3 separate regions of the Mus musculus genome follow, and regions 1 and 2 are each linked to region 3. A link is a contact called in ENCODE Hi-C or POLR2A ChIA-PET data. All regions are on one chromosome and are shown on one strand. The core of a region is the stretch at or near the end of the contact, and the rest is flanking DNA. Distances in the headings are between cores, read along the strand shown.

The links. A loop is a pair of places that touch in the nucleus more often than their neighbours do. ChIA-PET counts read pairs that join two places held with the same protein, here RNA polymerase II (POLR2A).
Region 1: a map of T-helper 2 cell shows a loop between it and region 3 (2.5-fold over the local background). The contact joins the promoter of Gmppa here to the promoter of Chpf in region 3. A Hi-C loop is called at or near these places in 16 of 37 maps with a recorded cell type or tissue (T-helper 17 cell, T-helper 2 cell, adrenal gland and 4 more). POLR2A ChIA-PET finds 5 or more read pairs at or near these places in 4 of 5 experiments (Patski and embryonic stem cell).
Region 2: a map of heart shows a loop between it and region 3 (2.1-fold over the local background). The contact joins the promoter of Stk11ip here to the promoter of Chpf in region 3. A Hi-C loop is called at or near these places in 6 of 37 maps with a recorded cell type or tissue (T-helper 2 cell, heart, regulatory T cell and 1 more). POLR2A ChIA-PET finds 5 or more read pairs at or near these places in 4 of 5 experiments (Patski and embryonic stem cell).

The regions. Positions count from the first base shown.
Region 1 is chr1:75,434,266-75,439,398 of GRCm38, reverse strand. It overlaps Gmppa (GDP-mannose pyrophosphorylase A), which reads right to left and starts at 3,463. Exons shown (of 13, transcript NM_001357170.1): 1 at 3,087-3,463; 2 at 2,561-2,621; 3 at 2,365-2,462; 4 at 1,045-1,148; 5 at 371-557; 6 at 1-54. The coding sequence starts at 2,600.
Region 2 is chr1:75,518,605-75,523,638 of GRCm38, reverse strand. Stk11ip (serine/threonine kinase 11 interacting protein) reads right to left here and starts at 2,110. Exons shown (of 25, transcript NM_027886.3): 1 at 1,997-2,110; 2 at 1,790-1,875. The coding sequence starts at 1,850.
Region 3 is chr1:75,477,752-75,482,330 of GRCm38, reverse strand. It overlaps Chpf (chondroitin polymerizing factor), which reads left to right and starts at 2,860. Exons shown (of 4, transcript NM_001001566.3): 1 at 2,860-3,539; 2 at 4,513-4,579. The coding sequence starts at 3,226. It overlaps Tmem198 (transmembrane protein 198), which reads right to left and starts at 2,799. Exons shown (of 5, transcript NM_177056.4): 1 at 2,446-2,799; 2 at 1,934-2,138. The coding sequence starts at 2,099.

The DNA.
Region 1 (5,133 bases), core at 2,214-4,713, 44 kb after region 3:
AGTCTGTGGATTCTCAACGATGCAGCCGTAGTTGAGGGATTGTGTCCTGTTAGCCTGCGAGACAGACATATCCAAGACAGTGACCTGCCTCCTCCGGGGCGGCTGAGGCTGTTTTCTCTCCCTTCCTTCCCTTCACCGTTAGCACCTGGCATGCAGCGCTGACACTGACAGGCCTTCAGCAGAGCTGAGAGCTGACAGCCGCCCTCCCCCCCCCCCCCCCCCCCCCCGCCCCTCTACTTTCCAGCAACCAAAGGGCTCAGGGTTGCCAATGACACCTCTGTAACTGCTGGAGTAGCACATCTCCCTCCCAACTCCACCCCTACCCAAGACCTAGAGTGGCCCCAGTCTCTACAGCCTCCAGCCCTCTCACCGTGGTGCCAAGGAGTAAGAAAGGGTGGCGCTGGCGCCTGTGAGCCTCCAACATGGCGCTCAAGGGGAAGTCAGAGCAGACGTCAGCATTGAGCACGAAGAAGGCCTCAGGTGCCCCAGCCAGGATCTGGTCCCGAAAATGGTAGAGGCCACCCCCTGTGCCGAGGGGGGCAAACTCCTGCAGGTACCTGTCCCCAGGAGCCCCAGCCAGCTCAGTGAGACACCATGAGTCAGGAGGGCACCTGACCTGCCCCCCCACCATACCTCCACCCTTGTCAGCAGTACTTCTGCCCTGGGTCTGCAAGGAAACCGCATATTAAGTAATTCTGTAAGTAATTCTGGGGCTGGAGAGGCCGCTCAGCGGCTAAGAGCACTGACTGCTTTTCCAAAGGTCCTGAGTTCAAATCCCAGCAAGCACATGGTGGCTCACAACCACAGATGTAATGGGATACGATGCCCTCTTTGGTGTGTCTGAAGAAAGTGACAGTGTACTCGCTTTCATAAAGTAAATAAATCTTTTTTTTAAAAAAAAAGTAATTCTGATGCCCAAAATAAGTACCTTTTGGGTATGGGGTGAACCCTGGTGACTCAACCCATTCCCAAGAGCTTTGAGACTCAGACCCACACACACACACACACACACACACACACACACACACTCGCATGTTCAAACACCTGACTGGAAGGTTAAACTCCTGCTGGGCAGCTTCCAGGAACTGGGTGAGGGCCTCATCAGGCTGGTAGAAGCCAATGAGAAGAATCTCCTGCATCCCTGGGACCTAGGACAAAGGAAGAGGTTGCCAGAGAAACCTCTGATGGGAACTGGGAAGATCTGGGTACTGGTCCAGAAGTCTAGAGGATAAAGGTTGAACTCTGGTGTGTATCCTGGGTAATCAGCCTTTCTACCCCGCTTTTCTTTTGGACAGTGAGGAAGTTAGAACTCTCAGCTGTGACCTTTCCACCTTTTTTTATAGTCTCCCATGTACCTGGACTAGAACGAACCTTGTCCACCAAGCCACAGTCATGTATAATCCAGTCATCTTTTCTGCCTTTCCTTCTTTGTCACCTCTTCCCACACCCAGCACTGGGAATTGAACCCAAGACCTCACGCATACTAGACACACGCAGTGTCTCTGAGTTGTATGTGTAGCTCGTGTAAGTGTGCCCATGCATATGTGGGGGTACACAAGCCCCTGTGTAAACAACCACATGGAAGCCAAAGGTCAATCTTGGATCTCTACATGGCTCTGTCCTCAGGAGTAGCCCACCTTCTCAGGGTCAGCGCTCACTGGGGTCTGGGACCTAATGATTAGGCTAGCCTGGCTGGCCAGGAAGCCCCAGTGATCTACCTTCTCAGTCCTAAGATGGCAAACCTATCACCAACACTGGCTCTTTAAAAGGGTGATGACAGGGATCAAACTCACAGCCTCACATTTGTGCAAGCAAGCACTTACCCACCAAACCATCTCCCATTATATATTATTCTAAGTTTGGTTCCAGCCTAAGATGACAGGGTCATTTATCAGGGGTCTGCATTGAATTAGGCATTTTACAGCTTCAACACTCTGCACGGGAGGTTTAATCTCCTTTACAGATAAGAAAACTAGAGCTGAAAGAGGTTGAAATTTGGCTTGCTCCAGGTCCCAGCAGGAAGACAGGACTCAGACTCAAACCTTGTCTATCCCAATAATGGAGCAATAAAGAAAAGGAGCTACAGCATAGGTGCTCTGCGCTTTATCACTGATTCCCCCTGCTATGGCTCTAGCTTATTCTTTAAGATCCCTGCCTGGCTTCACATTCCATACTGTAAAACTAAGTGTGAAATCTGAGCAGCAGCAAGAGGCAGGGAAGTCACCAGGACTGGCTGCCCAAAGCAGTGCTCAGACGCCTGTGAATGGCAGCCCGTGGAGCCGTAGTTGGTGGGAAAAGATGGCAGCTGGGAAATGGAAGACAGACACACACCATGAAGGAGAGGGGCAGGAAGTGTGGGGTTACCTGGGCACAGGCTTCTATATGGTGCTGGATCATGGGAACGCCTGCCACAGGAAACAGAGGTTTGGGCACCTCAAAAGACAAAGGCCTGAAGCGAGTCCCTGAGAGGACAGGAGAACGTTTTAGCTTCCTATTTCCTTGTGTCCCAACCCCACCGACCTCTCCAGCCTACCCGCTCCCCTGTCCCCCATCTCCTCACCCTTCTGGGGGCCTCCAATGAGAATCACAGCTTTGAGCATGATGAGCGCTATTACCTAAACCTCAAACCACAACAGAATAATTACAACACATAGTCCTTTCCTAGGATGTAAACACAAAAGTTCAGTATAGTCCCTCCTTGGGCACACAATCACGAAATTCATCCCAATCCAGAACTCAGATGGCTTCAAAACCCTGCAGCCCTCCCTTTTATCTCTAATGACTTCTCTTTGGCCGTGAACAAATTATGTAAACACGGGTACTCAACGGACCCCCTTCTCTGACCCCAGATCTCAAAACCCTGAAACCTCTAGTCCCAGTGCCTTGCAAATGACTGCTTCCTCCTTCTAGCTGTTCAACTCCGAATCCCAGCGGTGAATATGGAACCACAAACCTTGAGTGAGCTCTGGGTATTTAATTTTAATCCTATGAATGCGCCCCAAGTACAGAACTAACATCAATCTGCATTTGATGAGCACCAACCCTAACACCTCTAGGTGCTGACTGTGAATTCTACAACTACCTACATGTGCTCGAATCAAAAGACAGGTTCCGTTGACATGTCAAACGCTGAGCCTACTACTCCAGCCGTGCGCATACCGACCACTGGTGCGGAATCTCTGGATTCCAAAGATTGATTGCTGACCTGGACCCCACAACTGAGTCAGTCCAATAGACGTCAGTTTCTCGTAGCCATTGGTTATAGAACCAACACAAGCGTGGGCATGAGGAGAGAAAGACAGGCCCTGTGAGCCCTCCCTACGTCCAGGGTCCGTCTGCTACACCTTACCCTGCCCACCACCCCCTCCACCATGTAGATCCTTTTACCACTAGCTCCCTTTACGCCAGCTCTGCCGCCTGCCACTGCTTGCTCCTTCCGCGTACGTGTCTCCTTACAACCCGCGAGAGCTCTTTCGCGGGGGCTGCTGGGAATTGTAGTTTTGAAAACGTTCTCTCTCCAACTCCAATAAGACACTTGGGAAACGTGCTGGAAACCTGGTGCGTTCCGTCAAGTCACCGTAGGACAAGGCTTAACTGAGGAGAGAGAGGAGTAAGGATGGGGGCTAAGAAGTTAGGCCTGGAAACTTGAGATTGAGACCTAAGCTTTTCCAGTATGGGCTCAGGGGCAGCGGAGCACTAAGTCACAGGACAATCCCCTGGGTGGCCAGCTTTGGAACAGCCTGGAGGGGCTGAGCCTAGACTGAGCAAAAGAAAAGGAGCAATCACAGTTCCAAAATTTGTCCAGCTGAGAAATTTGACACTGAGAGAAATCCTATTCCGGATGACTACTACCTGTAAAATGAGCTTTCCAGATTTCCTAGTGACTCCAACATTCTGTGACCTTGGCCTGTGGGTCTTGGAATAAATATGGGGGGGGGGGCAGGCAGGGAGAGGAAATGGCGATGGAAAACAAAACAAACAAGCACGAGGAGGATCAGAAGGAAAGCAATTTTGTTTTATTTTTGTTTTTTAGATTATATCTAAGTACACTGTAGCTGTCTTCAGATGCACCAGAAGAGGGCGTTAGACCTCATTAACGAATGGTTGTGAGCCACTATGTGGTTGCTGGGATTTGAACTCAGGACCTTCAGAAGAGCAGTCGGTGCTCTTAACCACTGAGCCATCTCTCCAGCCAGGAAAGCAGTTTTATTAAGCAAGGCAGAAGAGGGTTTGGATCCCACCAGCACCTGGGATCGCAGCCAGGGTAAAAAGGTCTGATGGTCCCTTTCAAGCCATGTCCACCTGAGGAAGCCTTGGGCCATGTCCTGGGGTAGTCCTGGGGAATGGTAAGGCGCTGGTGGTGTTAGGACCAATCTCTACACCCTGGGGAAGGTGTGGAGAGACGGAGGGCAGATCTGTGGGTCAGTTTATCTGTGTGTGTAATGAGCGTTAATTATAAAGCTCATTCTTTGCAGTCCAGTTTCTGGGAACAATACTACACAGGTCCCAGTCTCAGCCCTGCCTTAGCTGCAGATCCTAGACCTCCCTGTCGTGGTCCTCAATGTCCTACCCGTGCTTGGTCTGGCAGACATGGAGTGGGCAGTCAGTGCTGCCATGGCGTCTTTGAGGTCCCTTTTATATCTTAGCATGGACTCAACAAAGGACAGGGGAACCTGACCATAGGACACGAGCATCACCATGAGATGAGGAATATCTGGCCCTAACTCCACACGATGCATTTGAATTCACAGTATGTTATTGGACAGATGACTAGCCTTTACATTTTATCTCTTTCGTTATTAAACAGGACTTATCCCTGTCCCTTTTTCTCTGGGTCAAGTAGAAGATCAAAAGAGATACAGCTCTCACAAGTGCTTCGGAGACAGCTCTGTGTAAGGAAAGCGCCCTGGGTTGGGAGCCAGAAAACTAGATTTTAAATCCTGGCGCACGCACACTGTGACCTTGGGTCCTAGAATCCTAGGATGGGAGCCCCGGGCTGACTTCTCAGTCTGGGTGGGATCAGGACCTGAAGGAAGGGAGGAAATTGCTAGGCTTGTCATGCCCTCCAGTCAGTGTGGAGGGTGGGTTCCTCCTCACTCGGTCTGGACTAGGCCCAGCTACAAATGCACTCCC
Region 2 (5,034 bases), core at 861-3,360, 42 kb before region 3:
GACTATCAGCCCTGTGAGGTCGTCTTTCAGATATATTCCCCACTTAGCACTCTATCAGGAAAGTACAGTTATAATAACTGTGGACATTTTTTTAATATATTCTGAAACCAGGTGTGGTGGTGCACACCTTTAATCCCAGAATGTGAGAGACAGAGGCAGGTGAATCTCTGTGAATTCCAGACCAGTGCAACAAAGTGAGGCCCTGTCTCAGGGGGATGGGGGGAGAAAAATCAAGAAGTCAAAGAATATTGCAGAAGTCAGGTGGAGGAACATCATATGCCTATATATAATTCCATAGGATGAGTCACTAAAGCAGAAAGATCATAATTTCAAGGCTGGCTTGGGATACCAAGAAATAGCAGAGATCTCCCACACCCTTCACTCAGCTTCCCCCAAATTGACTTACAGAATTATAGTACAATTATCAAAACCAGGAAATTAGGTGTTGATAAAATATAGTGTCAGTTCTATTCTGTTAGTGTAGATTATGACAACCACCACCATAATCAAGACACAAAGTGATTCCATCCCCACAATCATATATGAACTCTACGATTCCGAGCCTGGGAGCCAAGTCAGATCTTTGCTGAATAATAAATCTTACAGCCTTACAAAGAGATTTTTCTATGTACTAGACACTGAGTATAGACATGCACATAATTCAAGGTGTCCCCTGGAAGTCTAGAAAAGGCACAGCATGGGAGTAATTATTAACACAAACCAGAAAATGAACTGCCATCAAGAGACTCCAAGGATGCCATGGTGGGAGTATATAGATATGGAGCACTAATGCCATCGAGGTCACACATTCCAAATGACAGCTGCTTCATCTAGATCTCATCCTTATCTCCTAAAGACATCCATTAACCCCACCTTACAGATAGGAAAGCCGGGGCTCAAAGAAGAATCTCTCCTTTCTGTGTGTGTGGGGAGGATGCTAGGGATTATAAGTCAAAGTTTTGTACATGCTAAACATATGCTCTGCTACTGAACTATATCCCCAGCTCTCAAAGAATCATGATTGTGATCATTTAGCTGATGATGGCAACCACATAACAAACAACATAGTGCCAGGCGTGGTGGCACATGCCTTTAATCCCAGCACTTGGGAGGCAGAGGCAGGCGGATTTCTGAGTTCGAGGCCAGCCTGGTCTACAAAGTGAGTTCCAGGACAGCCAGGACTACACAGAGAAACCCTGTCTCAAAAAAAAAAAAAAAACAAAACAAAAAAACAAAACAAAACAAAAAAAAAAACAAAAACCAAACAACACAGTGATCTTTGCCATGCCCAGGCACTGGGGCAGCAACTATAGTAACACTATCTTTTGAACACTTATTATGCATGCATGCACTGCACTAAATAAGCTAACTAAAATCCCGCTATCTTTTGCGTTCAATACAATCCCTATGCTAACCTATCTGAGAAGAATACTGAGGGTCTAAAAACTTATCCAAGTCTGATAGAGGGTTGGGACTAACCTATGTGGGTCTCCAAATCTCTGGTGTCTAAGGTGCTTATACTTGGCTTTCGGTACAAGTGATTATGTTCTTGTCTGCAAGTGTTTAATCTATTAATGATCCCTTTCCTCTGGAGAGTTAAGTGCTATGAGAGATGGATAGAGTTTAGACTGTCAAAGGCATGACTGTAAACAACGCGTCACAAGGAACACACCCAGAAGACGCCGGCACCTCGTGACCCCGCCGGCAATGACTCGGTGATTCCCGGCGTTTCTGGACAGTATCGAACACACCTAGAACTCCCAACCAAATAAGCCAGAAGTCCACTCACCCGACTCCCGCAAAAGTCCCGCCAGCTTCCACACTACTGAATCCCGCGGAGCGGTCGTCATAGCCACGGGACGCTGGGGGCGGAGCCTGGGGAAAGGGGAAGCGGAAGAGCCTCAGGTGGGCAACAAAAGCCCAGAGCTTTCGTGCAAATGGAGGCGTCGCGCAATGTAAAAAGTAAGCATCAGCTAAAAAGAACGATCTCTCTGACCCCTTTTCCAAAAAGCATTGGGCCTCGGGAGCCCATGGGCCCGCGTAATTCGCACTCCAATCACTTTGGCAGCCGGGCTCTTTTAGGGCAGGAAGTCCCGCCCCGGAAGGCAAAGGACCTACCGGAAAGCATGCCTTCGCTACCGGAAGCCACGCCCTGGGCGAGCCGATGTGTCAGTAGGACGGAACTAGCCGGGATTAAGCCCCTAACGGGGCCCCAGGTCTAGCTCGGCTCTGGGTGGCCCCTTCGGCAGAGAGAGAAACCTGACTCTTGTTTGCAGACTGGGCGGGGAAGCAGAGCTTGGAGAAATGGGATCTTGTATTAGAAGGAAAAGAACTCATCCAAAACAAATACTGATCTTCCAGTTACATAGCTGTCCTGTCCTTGCGAAGTTCTTTTATATCAGCCAGAAGGGCTAAGGCTGGCAGGGATGCCACTCTCAAACCCCCTTTGCTGTCATAGTCCTCAGTCTCTAGACTTATTTTTCCTTAGGGTTTAGCACACTCTCAAATTGGTCCCTGGTCTCTGATTTCAGAGCTCTGGAAGCAGAGGCAGGAGGGTCTCAGTGAGTTCAAGACCAGCCAGCTCTAAATAGTGAGTTCCAGGCTAGCCAGGGCTGCATAGTGGGATCCTATCTCAAAAACAAAAATTAGTCACTGGTAATGACCTGAACCTGTATTTGTTTTGTTTTGTTTTTAACTGTATTTACAGCTCAGTACACCTAACTAAAAGTGGTTTTCCTAAATTTGAAAATAAAATATATCAATAATTAACAAAAGCAAGACTGTTGAGTTTTCTACTTCCAAATTGGCACTGTAGCTTTTTTTTTTTTTTTCAAGATAGGGTTTCTCTGTGTAGCCCTGGCTGCCCTGAAACTCTGTAAACCAGGCTGCCTCTGCCTCCCAAGTGCTGGGATTAAAGGCGTGCGCCGCCACCACCACCCAGCACCACTGTAGTTTTTACCCTGGCTCTTGGTCTGGCAGTTGACATCAACTTCTGGTCTACATTATGAAAACATTTCTTAGGATGGAGTGACTAGCTAGGCTTGGGAGGGGAATGTCTTTTATGAAACAATCCTTTCTAACACAAGAAAGTTAAACATGAAGTGTAGGACTGAAGAGATGGCTCAGTGAATTAGAGCACTGGCTAGGCTTCCAGAGGACATGGGTTCAAGTCCCAGTACCCACATGGCGGCCCACAGCCATCTGTAACTCCAGTTCCAGGTGGTTGTACAATCTCTTCTCATCTCCATGGGCACAGCACATGCATGGTGTAGAGGCATTCAGGCAAAACATTCATACATGCAAGTGTTTGCTTTTAATGAAAAATCTAAAGAGTAGAGTTGGAGTCAGTCAGTTTTAGAGGTGGTGGAAGGCTTCTCTAGCCTGAACAAACTTCCTATATACCGTCTCATGGATCTGGGACATTTTGTGCAATTGATAATCCATTACATAGCAACTGTCAGTCCTTGTTTATCGATCACCTGAAGCTGGCCATGGGGGAGGAGCCATAACAATCAAGTCAACTGTATCAAGCCAAATTCTCATAGGCAGAAAAAGAAACAAAAAACAAAAACTCATTCTTTTGATATCCTGATGTGGTGCCTTGAAACCTTTGCTTTTTGGCCTGGCTTCCGTGGTCCACAGTTATTGTGTGAAAATCCTCCATTCACATGGGTAGCCCCTCTCTCTACTCAGGTTTGTCCTACACTACCGAGCTTCCAGATAAGTGAACGAGAGAAAAATCAAAGAAAACAAAACTGTATTGGGGAGGGGAAAGCTAAGCTAAAGAAGCAGCAAGAGAGTAAACAGCCGAGGCCTGTCCTCCTCCCTGAGAGGCCCACTCCCCTTTCTGTCCTTGGCTTGCAGGCAAGGCCTTGGCTGCCTTCCAAAGAAGTCTCTCTCTCTTTTTCTCCCTCTCTTGCCTAAGTTACATTCTTCTGTAAATTGCTACTTATAAAATTTCTTTTAATCAAAGGGAAAAAGAAAATCCTGTGTCACCAAAGCTACAAAAACAAGTGCACACGCTTTGAGCGTGCACCAGATCCATAGAAGAAAGCAAGAACTGGACCTTCTGGTGACCTGGCCAGTGACAACAAATCATGCTTTGGATGAGACCAATTAGGATTGTAACGGTGTCAGTTCAGTACAGGTTGGATCCCAGTCCCAACACATCTTAGAAACGGACAAGTTGATTCTAAAATTTATCTAGGAGACTAAATACATACAGGGCCAAGAAACTTTGAGAGGAAATAATTGAAAACAAAATTTAAGAGACACTAATAGGGGCCTTGCCCTACCAGGCAGCAGAGTGTCCTCCAAAGTCACAGTGACCAAAGCCTGATAATAGCAAAGAGATAAACAATAGATCGACCGAACACAGAGCAGAATAATTACTAACTCAACAGTCCTGGGGGAAGTGCCTGTCCATCTGGAAAAAGCCAATTACTCTCCTTGCATTCTGCACATGAGGTTTCAGAAATATAAAAGCTCCAGAAATATAAAAGTGCTAAGTGTTTTTTAAAATAATAAAGAACAAATAAATAAACAAATAAACAAACCTGAGTAGGATGGCATATCTTTGTAGTCCCAGAATTTAGGAGACTACCACAGAAGGATTTAGAGTTCCTGGCCAGCCTGGGCTACAGTAGTGAAGTCTTAAAGAAAGAAGAGATGGAGAAAAAAAGGAGACGCTAGAAGAAAAGGAAGAGAGAAGAGAAGAGAAGAGAAGAGAAGAGAAGAGAAGAGAAGAGAAGAGAAGGAGAAAGAAAAACAGAAACTGACTTTAAGTTTGATGCTTAAAAGTGCTTCCCAAAGATTTACCTTAACTGGCCTGGGTAGTACAAGCCTGAAATCCCAGCTACTAGAAAGGATGACGGAGAAAGATCACTTTTGGGCCAGCCTAGCCCAACTTAGCAAGAGGGTCTATCTCCAAAATAAAAAGTAGGGAACCTGGAGAGATGGCTCAGTGGTCAAAAACAGTTGTTACTCTCCTAGAGGATCCATGGTGAATTGCCACAAGGGCCTGTAACTCCAGTG
Region 3 (4,579 bases), core at 1,611-4,110:
TTGAGTAAATTGGCCATGGGGCAATAGGGTCTTTAGGATCACAGGGTCCAGAGAGATCACTGGAGTCCCAAAGGGATCAGCACTGGAGTCTCTGGGCCTCTGAGGAGGACTACTCAGAAATGAAGAGTCTGGAAATCAGAAGAAAATGAATGGGGTGAGGTCACCTAGGTTTAGAAAGACTGTCAGGGGCTTCCGAGGTAAAGCAGTGCTGGAAAGTCACAGAGAGGACAGAGCTTGGGGGGGAGATGAGGTCTTTGCAGGTCAGGGGACTGGGCAAGAGTAGTGTCATTAAGATTATTAAAGACAAAGGGGAACACTGAGGGCAGAGAAATAGGAGCACTAGAAACCACCATGCGGAGGATCAATCTACTGACTGGAGTTACAGGGATCAGAGAGAACCAGAGGGAGGGTACTAGGAGCTATGTGGGGCTGCAGGAAACCCAAGAGGACTACATGGAGAATGGGGGGTGGGGGTGGGGGGTGGGGAATTGAAGGGACTTGAGAGACATGAGTGGTGTTTGAAAGAGGAAGGGGGGGTGAGGTGGATCACAAACAATTGGGAAGCTGGAAGAAAGAGTTAGGAGTCAAGGAGAGGCAGGGAGAGCCAAAGAGAAAGATGATGATAAAGAGAAAAAGAGATTTGGTTCCAAGAATGGGGGTATCAGACCCCAGAAGGTTCTGAAGTCAGAGAGGAGCAGAGTTTAGAAAGAGGCTCTGAATCCCTGGTAGGGGCATCCAAGATGGGTAGGATGATTACTAGAGCTGAGGGCAAGGGATGAAGCTATCCAGAGCACCATGCAGAGGGAGGAGGTACCCAGAGCAGGAGGGGGGAATCTTTGGACACCCATACATATCCTAAATCCTTGTGGGGGACATTTTCCCTGCCCACTCTGCAAAATGTAAGAGAAAGACCATCTGATCCCATATTCCACACCCTATATTCCCAACTATTCTAACACACTTCTGGCAAACCACCCCAGCCTCTCTGCCCAAACTGGTTCTGATACATATAATCTTGAAGGCTGCCTTTGGGTCCCTACTCATAGAAGGCTCTCTCCACTGTGAAGTTCTGTAACTTCCTGAAGAATCCACTGGGCGTTTATTTACTCAAAGCTGACACTAGCCCATAGGTCACCTTTGTGAAAATGAGAAAAAGGCATACTGTTTTGTAGAGAAGCCAGCCTTGGTCCAAGACCTTGAGAGTTGTCAAATGGACCCCCACACACCTGTTCGACTGAGCGGCAGTTAGTGCTCACCCACCCAACCTCACTGAACTATGTAATCCATGCTGGCCTTGAGCCTCCCTTCCCTTGCTTTGGCTTCCTGGATGCTGGGATTACAGGCATACCACGCCCTCCCCCATACAACTCTTCACAGTAACCATTCTTATGGGAATCTGCCTTGTAGGCGATCTCCATTTGTATGACTACCATCCAGCCCACTCTGATATGTATCACAAGTGTGAATATTCCAGGTCTCGCCCCCACCATGCAATATGCCCTGTGGTAAGGAACCATGCTAAGAGTTTTTATTATTTTATTTTAGTCTGCTTATCCTAAGTGATCCAAACATATCTTCGCTACGATAGTCATTATTCTTTGACCACCTACTAATTCTTGTCTATATGAGACAAACACTGTTGTCTTTGTCCAAGTGAAAAAGCTGAGACCCAGGTTAACATGCCCATTACATCACAGTGACTAACATACAGAGCCCGGTTCAAACTCAAAGAGCCTAATTCAAAACCTGCTCTCTGTAGAATCTAGAGTCAATGATCTACAAATATACTTGTGATCAGCAAGAGAATGATACCGCCATGAGGGTGGGGTGGGGGTGGGGGTGGGATGGGGTGGAAATGATTCTCGAGACACCAGAAAAAGGAACTTTAGGGAAACAGTAGAAGGCCACAGGTGAGGAACGAGGGGGATCTCACCAAAGAAGCAGTAGACGACTCCAAACAAACAGCACATGATGCAGACGAGGGCCGGCAGTGCCTGATACCTGCGCTCCAGAGGCTGTTCACAAGGTGCACCCCAGAAGGTGTCATCCGGCTCCGGGGGCAGCAGCTGAAACCGCAGAGTTTCCATAGTACCCGGCATAGCGCCGGGAATGGAAGGGGGTCACCCTCCCAGGACAACCTGACAGGGAGGAAATTGGGGTCAAGAGTCAGTTGTGGGTCTCCACTACAATAACAGTGCGAGTGGGGGAATTCAGCAAGGGCACAGTGGACAAAGGAATGGTTGCCCACATCAGGCAGCTCTAGAAGCATCTCTGGAACGGGGAGCAGAGACAAAGGGAAACAAGTGCCTGGCTAGAGGCGGCTGGGATGGACTTAAAAGAGGGACTAGATGGGGCTAGACGAGGAGAGGGAGGGTGCCGCTGGCAAAAAGAGGCAGCCTGAGCACCATCTGTGGGAGGCTCAATTTGGAATTGTCCAAGATCTACCTGGGCCGGAGGTGACCGGAGCTTCCGAGCAAAGGAGGGTGTGCAGGGGCCGGAGGAGCCGGGGTTGTAGGACACCAGAGGCTCTGACTGACTGGGGTCCGGGCAAAGTCTGCCGTGCGAAGGGGGCTGCTGGGCCGGAGAGACGGGTCTCTGTGCGACGGCGTCGTCGCCCCACCTCCGACACCGGCTGGCACTGCAGCTCCACAGACTCGCGCCCGGCTCGGGGAAGGGAAAGGAGCAGGAGCTCGGGCTGTCCCGGAGCCGCGGCCCCATGCCCTGAGCCCGCTGGCGGCCTTTGGTGCTGATGGACAGCTCCGGCCTCTGCTCCTGACGTCACTCAGGGTGCACCATCCTGGCAGGGGCGGGCTGCTTCTGACGTCATCCGGGACGCACCAACCACGCAGGGGGGAGACAGGGGACTCCGCCCCCGGCGTCTGCCTCTCCGGCGCTGAGGAGGGGGCACTTCCGGGGGTCCTTCCCCTTTAACCTCCTCCCCTTCGTCCCTCTCCGCTAGCTGACGGCTAGACCCCACCTCGGGGGCGGGGCCCTGTCGGTGACACGTCGGACAGCGGCCGCCTTGGAGGCCCGGGCGCGCAGTGCTGCTCTAAGGGCGGCCGACCCGCCCGGGGATTCCGGGCTTGAGCTCCTACCTCTGCTCGGCGGGGAGGGAGCGGGCCCGCCTGCTGGGCCTGGGCCCTCCGGATCCGCCCCCTCTTCGGTCCCGCCCCCTCGGAGCCGCCTCGGGCTACGCGGGGGCCGGGGACCCGCTGTCGGGACGCCATGCGGGCGTCGCTGCTGCTGTCCGTGCTGCGGCCCGCGGGGCCCGTGGCCGTGGGCATCTCTCTGGGCTTCACCCTGAGCCTGCTCAGCGTCACCTGGGTGGAGGAGCCTTGCGGACCCGGGCCGCCCCAACCCGGAGACTCTGAGCTGCCGCCGCGCGGCAACACCAACGCGGCGCGCCGGCCCAACTCGGTGCAGCCCGGATCCGAGCGCGAGAGGCCCGGGGCCGGCGCAGGCACCGGTGAGAGCTGGGAGCCTCGTGTCTTGCCCTACCATCCCGCGCAGCCAGGCCAGGCCACCAAGAAGGCCGTCAGGTACTGATCCACTCCGTCCGCCCTAACACCCCCCCCCCCCCCCCCGCAGGCACCAGCCAGGATGCGCGCGCTAGGGAGGCCGCCAGAGGCCGGGTCAGGCTCCGGAAGGAAGGGGCCGGCCGGCCAGGAAGTCCTTGGGCCTCGATTACTTCCTATGACCCTGCTTGCAGGGAGACAGAGGGCCAGTTTGAAGCTTTTTCTGGATCCCGTCCGGATCTGAGCTGAGCTAAACCGACTCCACCCAATTATACTCCAAAGACCCTCTTAGCCCCCCACTGGTCTGTTTAGGATTAGAAAAATGAGTGTTAAAGAGGATAAGTGTATAAAGAGGGGGAAAGAAAAAGGAGGGAACTGGAATTTACCTGTATTTCATTCCTAGATGGGTTTCAAGGGCCACCTTGGGATGAGATGGGAGAGGGAGGAATGTACTCATCACATTGATGTCTCTGCCCACGCATTGAAGTAATTTCTTCTAAGTAACAGTGAATTCCAGTTGTACAACTTACCTTCTACCTTAGGAAGGTGAGTCACTGCCTTAGTTTGCCCCTCTCCAAAAGACATTCTCTACACCACTATGCCGTATGCTTCTACACATCATTTATAGGACATATTGGGGGGGCGGGGCTGACAGCATATTCATGTTGCAGGGAGCATCTGCAACAGTGTGCCAAGCATGTTACTGTTTAAGTGCAATCTGTCCCATTTTACAGATGGCACCGATTAAGTAACATGTTCAGGGACACAGCCACTAGGTTGTGAAATCTGGAAGTAGATCTAGTGTATCTCTTACCTGCATCTGCCTTGGAAGTGCTGTCTCCTAGATGCAACACTTTCTGTGAGACCAGTATATCACTTAAATCATGTCTCGTGGGAGAGACAGTCTTATCCTCCCGTTCGTGGGTGCCAAACAGGTCCAGAGGAGAACTAACAAGTGAAGCTGTGTGCTATCTTGTTCCTAACTGTCTTTTCCCAGAACTCGGTATATCAGCACGGAGCTGGGCATCAGGCAGAAGCTTCTGGTGGCAGTGCTGACCTCACAA